2 separate regions of the Homo sapiens genome follow, and region 2 is linked to region 1. A link is a contact called in ENCODE Hi-C or POLR2A ChIA-PET data. All regions are on one chromosome and are shown on one strand. Each heading gives the region's core, a stretch centred on a gene start or an enhancer-like site at or near the end of the contact. The rest is flanking DNA. Distances are from core to core; before and after follow the strand shown. Region 1 holds the start of DRC7 (dynein regulatory complex subunit 7). Region 2 holds the start of ADGRG5 (adhesion G protein-coupled receptor G5).

Evidence for each region. A loop is a pair of places that touch in the nucleus more often than their neighbours do. ChIA-PET counts read pairs that join two places held with the same protein, here RNA polymerase II (POLR2A). Pooled maps may share reads with other maps.
Region 2: a loop to region 1 is called in a pooled map, with 2.3 times the contacts of the local background. The contact joins the promoter of ADGRG5 here to the promoter of DRC7 in region 1. A Hi-C loop is called at or near these places in 2 of 50 pooled maps. POLR2A ChIA-PET finds 5 or more read pairs at or near these places in 6 of 52 experiments (OCI-LY7, WTC11, activated CD4-positive, alpha-beta T cell and 2 more).

The regions. Positions count from the first base shown.
Region 1 is chr16:57,692,969-57,696,285 of GRCh38, reverse strand. DRC7 (dynein regulatory complex subunit 7) reads right to left here and starts at 1,480. Exons shown (of 19, transcript NM_001289162.2): 1 at 1,434-1,480.
Region 2 is chr16:57,540,821-57,544,137 of GRCh38, reverse strand. ADGRG5 (adhesion G protein-coupled receptor G5) reads right to left here and starts at 1,495. Exons shown (of 12, transcript NM_001304376.3): 1 at 1,437-1,495. RefSeq lists enhancers at 1-41, 1,546-1,715 and a silencer at 102-151.

The DNA.
Region 1 (3,317 bases), core at 231-2,730:
GGTCCCCAGCAGTGCCACAGAGGCCTGGAGTGCCACCTCTAGCCTTTCCTTATATAAGAAACCTCAGCTTCTATGGGGGTCCCTGTTCCACACCACCCAACGCCATCCCAGCTGATGCACTATCTGCAGCCTCCCAGCTGGGGTCTTTCCATTTCTGTCCTCGAACATCTGTTTTCCTTACGGCAAATGGGGGTCCAGAGATGAGGAAAACAAACGAAACCCACAGGACAAAGGGGGCGAGTAGTAAGGAAAAAAAGCAGAATCCCCTTGATTTTCTAATCATCCCCCACTTCCCTGGGTGAAGCCAGGAGCAAGAGGGCAGAAGGGAGCAGCAGATAAAGGCTGGCCCCAATTTCCAACTCCACACCCACATGGGCCACCTCGGCCTCCTAGGGAGGTGAGTCCCTGGCCACCAGCCACGACTGAGCCTGGTTGGGGAAACCCTGGCTTTGCCAGTAGCTCCTGCTGGACCCTTGGGTCACTGTCTGCGCCTTTCTGTGCCTTAGTTTCTCTTTATAGTAGGAAGGGAGGGCAGATATTTTCTGTCCAATTCTGACATTCTGTGCTCTGGGACTCAGGAGGGGACGAATGCTCATCTGGCTGGAAGCCACCCAAGGCCTAGGTAGCCCAACACCATTCAGGACCCCAGATCCTCAGGGGAGAACCTCTAGCCAAGCAGCACTTCTCAGTGATCAGATCCATTTGTTGGCCTCTTGGTCCCAGAGACAATGAGCCCAGGAAGGGCAGTCATCACCATTACAAGGCATTTACAGTTTGCTGAATGCCTACTGTGTGTCAGACCTGTGCTGAGGGTTGTACGGAGATCATCTCACTTATCCTCTACTGACTCTATGAGGCAGACACTGAGGACACCCACTTTGCAGATGAGAAGATTGGGGCCCAGAGAAGTTAAGTGCACTGCTTAAGGTACAGCCAGTAAGTAGCAGGTCTGGGATTTGAACCCCTGTATTTCTGGTTGTGAAACCTGTGTGTCTCAGGCTGGAAGAGATATGAGATGGGGAAGTGCTAGAAGGGATGGTGGGGGTGGGGGAGTGGTGGGCAAGGAAAGAAGTAGGCTGAAGAGGAAGCCGACGTGTCAGTCCCAGAACACCATCAGAGGCAGAGCTGGGGAGAAGAACCCACAGCACTTTATTCCCTACACAGGTGGCCTCTTCAGCTATAGCCCAGTGTGGGGAAGGCAGTCTTATCTCAAGGTTCCTTAGATTCTGCCCCAACCCACCGGCCCTTCCCTGCACCCCCTCTCCACCAGCAACTTCCTCCTCCCAACACACATAAACACGCACACACACCCCACCAACAACTTCCCCAGAAAGATCAGGGCTGGAGGCCCCCAGGCAGAAGGGGGCCACCAGCCTCACCCTTTCCCTGCCAGACAGGGTCCAGCCACCCCAAGTCCCTTGCTCCCTCCTCACCCCTCCGAGGACAGCCTGCTCTAGCTGTTAGCCATCTCCATGGTAACAACCTGGGAAGCTGAACGCCGGTCCTGGGAGAGGAGGCTTCTGGGAAATGTAGTCTTCCCAGGTTTCATGGGTCCTTCTGCCAGCGGTGCACTGGTATAGTGGGGCATCAACTTGATAGTTGTTAAACTTTCCAAAATTTTTGTGAAACACAGCCATTATTAAAAATTAAGAGGGCTGGGCACGGTGGCTCACACTTGTAATCCCAGCACTTTGGGAAGCCAGGGCGGGAGAATCCTTTGAGCCCATGAGTTCAAAACCAGCCTGGGCAATATATAGTGAGAACCTCTCTAAAAAAAAAAAAAAAAAAAATTGGCCATGGGGTTATTTACACCACAAAAATTAGCAAACGCCAAGACCAGGGCTTTTCCTCTGAGCCAGCCAGTTGTTAAACATTTACCAGCACAGCACAGCCCCTGCCCCACGGCATGCCGAATGTGGCCTTGATCGAGACAGACAGAAACCAGTGTGGGGCCTGGAGTAGCTGCCAGCTGCGGTGGACAGAACCAGGCTGCCTTGACTGAGTCCTGGGTTCTAGTCCAGGCCGGAGCTGTGATGTAGAACATTACCTCGAAGTACGGGGAAAACCTATCCATTAGGCTAGTGGCTCATGAAAATGTTTAATTTCTTTTAAATTCAGAAGAAAAAAATGAGAATAATAATGACTATATAAGTGTGAATCTGCCCTGAATTATATCTGTGTTTTTACCAATACAGTCCTAAAATATAATCTTCACTGTTTTATTTTTGGAGGGAGGGGTGCATGGGCCTTTTTTGGTCAGGGGATAGGGCTGCCAGGAGGGAATCCAGACTGTCACTGTGCTGACAAGTTTGCACAGTTAGTGTTACTGCTAGAAACTTAGGAATTGCCTCAATTCTCATGAATAGAGAATGATGTTCCCCCTCCCAGCTGGAATATCATGCAGCCATAAAAATAAGCTGTAAAGGATCAATTGCACTGTGGAGAGCTCACGAGACAGTGTGTGTAGTATTTCAGACTTGGTGCTAAAGGATCAATTGCACTGTGGAGAGCTCACGAGACAGTGTGTGTAGTATTTCAGACTTGGTGCTAAGCAACTCGTAATTACCTCTGTGGGGAACTGGCTGGGATGAAGGCAGGAAGGGAGGAGGGAGGAGAAAGGAAAACAGGTGATGCGTTATGCTAGTGGGATGCAGCATAGGCTTCATTGTCCTTTTTCAACCCTATGCAACACTTCATTCCTTTTACATATTTATTCATTCCTTTTTCTCTTCATACCCACTTTCATTTCCCACCTCTATAAAGTAACCATTCTGATGTGTATTTTTTTTTTCCAAAATGAGTATTGTTTGGCATGCTGGTGTTTTTAATATATGTTTAATATGAGACTGAACAAATATATCCTTCTGGTTCTTATATTTTCATGAAGGGCTGTGTTTTTAAGATCTCTCCACGTTATTGTGTGGATCCACACTTATTACCTCTTCGTCCTTCCAGTGACGGGCACTCGGTGTCCAGGTGTTCTAGAGGGAGCTTTCAATGTCCCCAGGCACTGATAGTTGTTTAGGTTGTTGCTGGAAACATGGAAAGATCAAACAAATGCTAAACGTGCCCCAGCCCTGAACCGAATCCCTTAAACACTCATATAAACTCCATAAACCCACCTCCTCGTTATGAACAGACTCATCTCCCTTCTTGCTGTCTGTCATGAGAACACTACAGCCTTCCCTATGTACGTTTCCCTAATAAATGCTTTGGATGGATACGGATCACCCCGGCGCTTAGTGTTTATTTCTTTGGAATTCCAACTGGCCCTACCTCTTGACGGTTTGGGGCAGTCTTGAGGGAACTCCCCAGCA
Region 2 (3,317 bases), core at 246-2,745, 150 kb after region 1:
CACACTGCAGCCTCCCAAAGATGGTTGGGCAGCTGAGTTGCTTTGCAGACAAGTAAGACTCTATTTAGGCCAATAGAGAAATGAGGAGCTGTGGAGCACAGGACAGAGCCTTTGGAAGATGAGAATTTGATAACCAGTTGCAGTATTCAGTGCCTAGGCTGTGTGACACTGGGCAGGCACCTGACCTCTCTGTGTCTCAGGTTTTCTCATCTGTAAAATGAGGCCAAGGAAATCTATTTCCCAGAAAGAGAAATTCAAACAACAATTTCCCTGATCCTCTCCTGGGAATCAGGCCCTGAGAAAGGTCCAGGGCTCTGATCAAAGTCCTTGGCCAGGAATACATCTGAGCACAAGGCTTGGGAACCCCTGCCTTCCTCCCTACAGCTGACCATGCACCCCCGAAGCCCACCTCTCCCCAGCAGCACGAAGGCCTACTGAGCCAGCCATTCTCCGCACACAGCCCCACCTGCCCCTGCCAACCACAGTCTGGAGCCCCTGCCCCTGGCCTGGGTGAGGAATCAATCAACCTGTGGTCTCTGCAAAAAAGCACTAACAGGCCAGGAACGGTGGCTCACGCCTGTAATCCCAGCACTTTGGGAGGCCAAGGCAGGTGGATCACCTGAGATCAGGAGTCCGAGACCAGCCTGACCAAAGTGGCGAAATCCCGCCTCTACTAAAATTACGAAAATTAGCCAGGCATGCTGGCTGGTGCCTGTAATCCCAGCTACTCAGGAGGCTAAGGCAGGAGAATCGCTTGAACCTGGGAGGTGGAGGTTGCAGTGAGCCGAGATCGCACCACTGCACTCCAGCCTGGGCAACAAAGCAAGACTCCGTCTCAAAAAAAAAAAAAAAAAAAAAAGCCCTAAGAAATGCTATAGTAACCCTATTTCCCAGGTTGGGAAAGAGAGGCCACCCTGGAGCCCAACAGGAAGTCTGTGACCAAGCCAGCAGCAGGTCCATTTACCTGAGACATGCTGTCCCCAGGATCCAATCCAGGTCACTCTGAAAGGAGCTGCACCTGCTCCAGATTGCCAAGCACAAACTGTGTGCCAGGTCCTCTACTGAGCCCCTGACAGCCATCCAAGGTGCAGGTTCCCAGACTCACCCCATTTTACAGATGAGAAACTGAGGTCCAGAAAAGAAACCTCTCTTCACTTGTCCCAGACCTCGCGGGGAAGCTAAGATTCGAGACCCATGCCTAACCACTTCTTAATTTAAATTGCCCCTCCTTCCAAAAGCACAGATCTCTACATTGCCCCAGATGTGGAGCTGCCAACCAGAAAGGGAAGGAGGGTGGGTCCCCAGCTTGCTCACCAGGATATCACCAGGTCTGTGCCCACCTGGACATGGGTATGGCCAGTGCCCACTGAGGGGCCTGTGGATAAGGACAGAGAACTGGGCAGAGGAGAGTGGGGAGAGGCCCGGAGGAGGCTGACCTGAGAAGCTGCCGCTGCCGTCTCAGCTGCTGTCTCGGCTGCTGTCTTGTAGCTTCTGCAGGAAGAAGGGGAAGTCGGGAGGCGTCTGTGGGTGGCCTCTCCCTTTGCCCCACACCTGCACCCCCACTGCACTTCTCTCTGCTCCCTTCACCCCAGGCCCAGGCACCACACTCTCACTTCACTTCTTCTTTCACCAGCAGCAGCCTCTTTGCTTCCTTCGAGCTGTCGGTCATGCCCTGGTCACCCTTTGAGGGTATCACCCCGTAGAGTCTGCAGCTACTTCCTGGGGTGGCTGCTCCTCTGTGGAGGTGCTCAAGGACATGGCAACGTGGCCTTATGCAGTGCGCAAGACCCACCTGAGCTCTGCACCTTTGGGCAAGACATGTTGCCCCTCTGGGCCTCAGTTTTCCCATCTATAGAAAAGGGAAAATGATCCCTGCCTGACCTGACAATTGATGGCATATTGATGATGGCAAAGACCTCAGGCAGCAGCTTGGTCAGACTGCCTGGGTTCAAGTACCAAGCCCACCACTTACTGGGTGGGTGACTTGGGGCAAGCCACTCATGCTCTCTGAACCTGTTTCCCCTCTGTAAAATGGAGATAATGACAGTACCATCTTGCAGGGCAGTGTGGGGCTTACAAAAGGTAAGGCTGGCAAAGTCACTGGAAGTGCTCTATGAAGCCGTCATATTTCACAGATGAGGGACCTGAAGCCCAGAGAGGACCTGGGCCTGGCCCAGAGTTGCCAAGTGGCAGAGCATGGTGGAGAGGGGCCTCCCTGGCCACAGAGCCCAGAAAACATGAGGCTGGAAAGCTGGCCAGCTTCTCCTTGAGCCAGGCAGCTGGATAGGCCTGTCCTGCATCAGCCATACCCTCTGAAGAGCTCTAAGGGAAAGCAAGGAGGTGTGTGTGGGGGATAGAGAGAGAGTGTTGGTAATGGGGAGACGGTGCTCTCTCTTGCCTGGGCCCCATCCAGACTCCTGGGAAAACTGACTCAGGAATGTGCTCTTCCAGCCCTGGGGGAAAGATGGAGAGGCAGCAAAAGGGAGAAACCAGACAGGTCCTAACATGGTCTCCCCGCTCTCTGCCTCACTGGGGCCCTTCCCGCATCAGCCCAAATACAGCTTGCAGGTAGTACAAGTGGCCTCTGCTGAAGCAGGAGGGAGCTGCTCCTTGGAGGGCAGCCAGGTCCCCACCCCAGCTGCACGGTGAAGGTTTTGCAGGGACACCGGTGCACCTGTGTCCTGACTCCTGGGCTACACTCCCTCTGGGTGACTTGGGCAAGCCTTGGCCCTTCTTTGCGCTTCGGTTTTCTTTGATCAGGATCCAGACCTTGACCTCCAGGCTCTTCCTTTCCGAGGTCACCCAGCTACCTCTAGGATTGCCATGCCAACCTCCTCCTTCCTCATGCTGAATGTGAGCCCAACTGGCTATTCTTAGGGCTCAGGAGGAGGCCCTGCCTACCCCATAGCCCCTCTAGCCTGGGTCTGTACCAGCCTCACTGTGCCTTGCTTCAGTTGGGGGCTAAGTTAGTGCCCGTTACTTAGCCCTGCACTCCTGATCCTGAAGCTCACTACCAAGATACTCTCCTGCTCAAAAGCCAGTGGTGAGGCTGGGTGCGGTGACTCAGGCCTGTTATCCCAGCACTTTGGGAGGTGGAGGCAGGCAGATTACTTAAGGCTAGGAGTTTGAGACCAGCCTGGGCAACATGGCAAAACCCCGTCTCTACTAAAAATACAAAAATTAGCCGGGTGTGGTGGCACATGCTTGTAATTCTAGGTACTCGGGAGACTGAGGCACAAGAATCGCTTAAACCCGGGAGGTGGAGGTTGCAGTGAGCCGAGATCGCACCACTGCATTCCAGCTTGGGCAACAGAGTG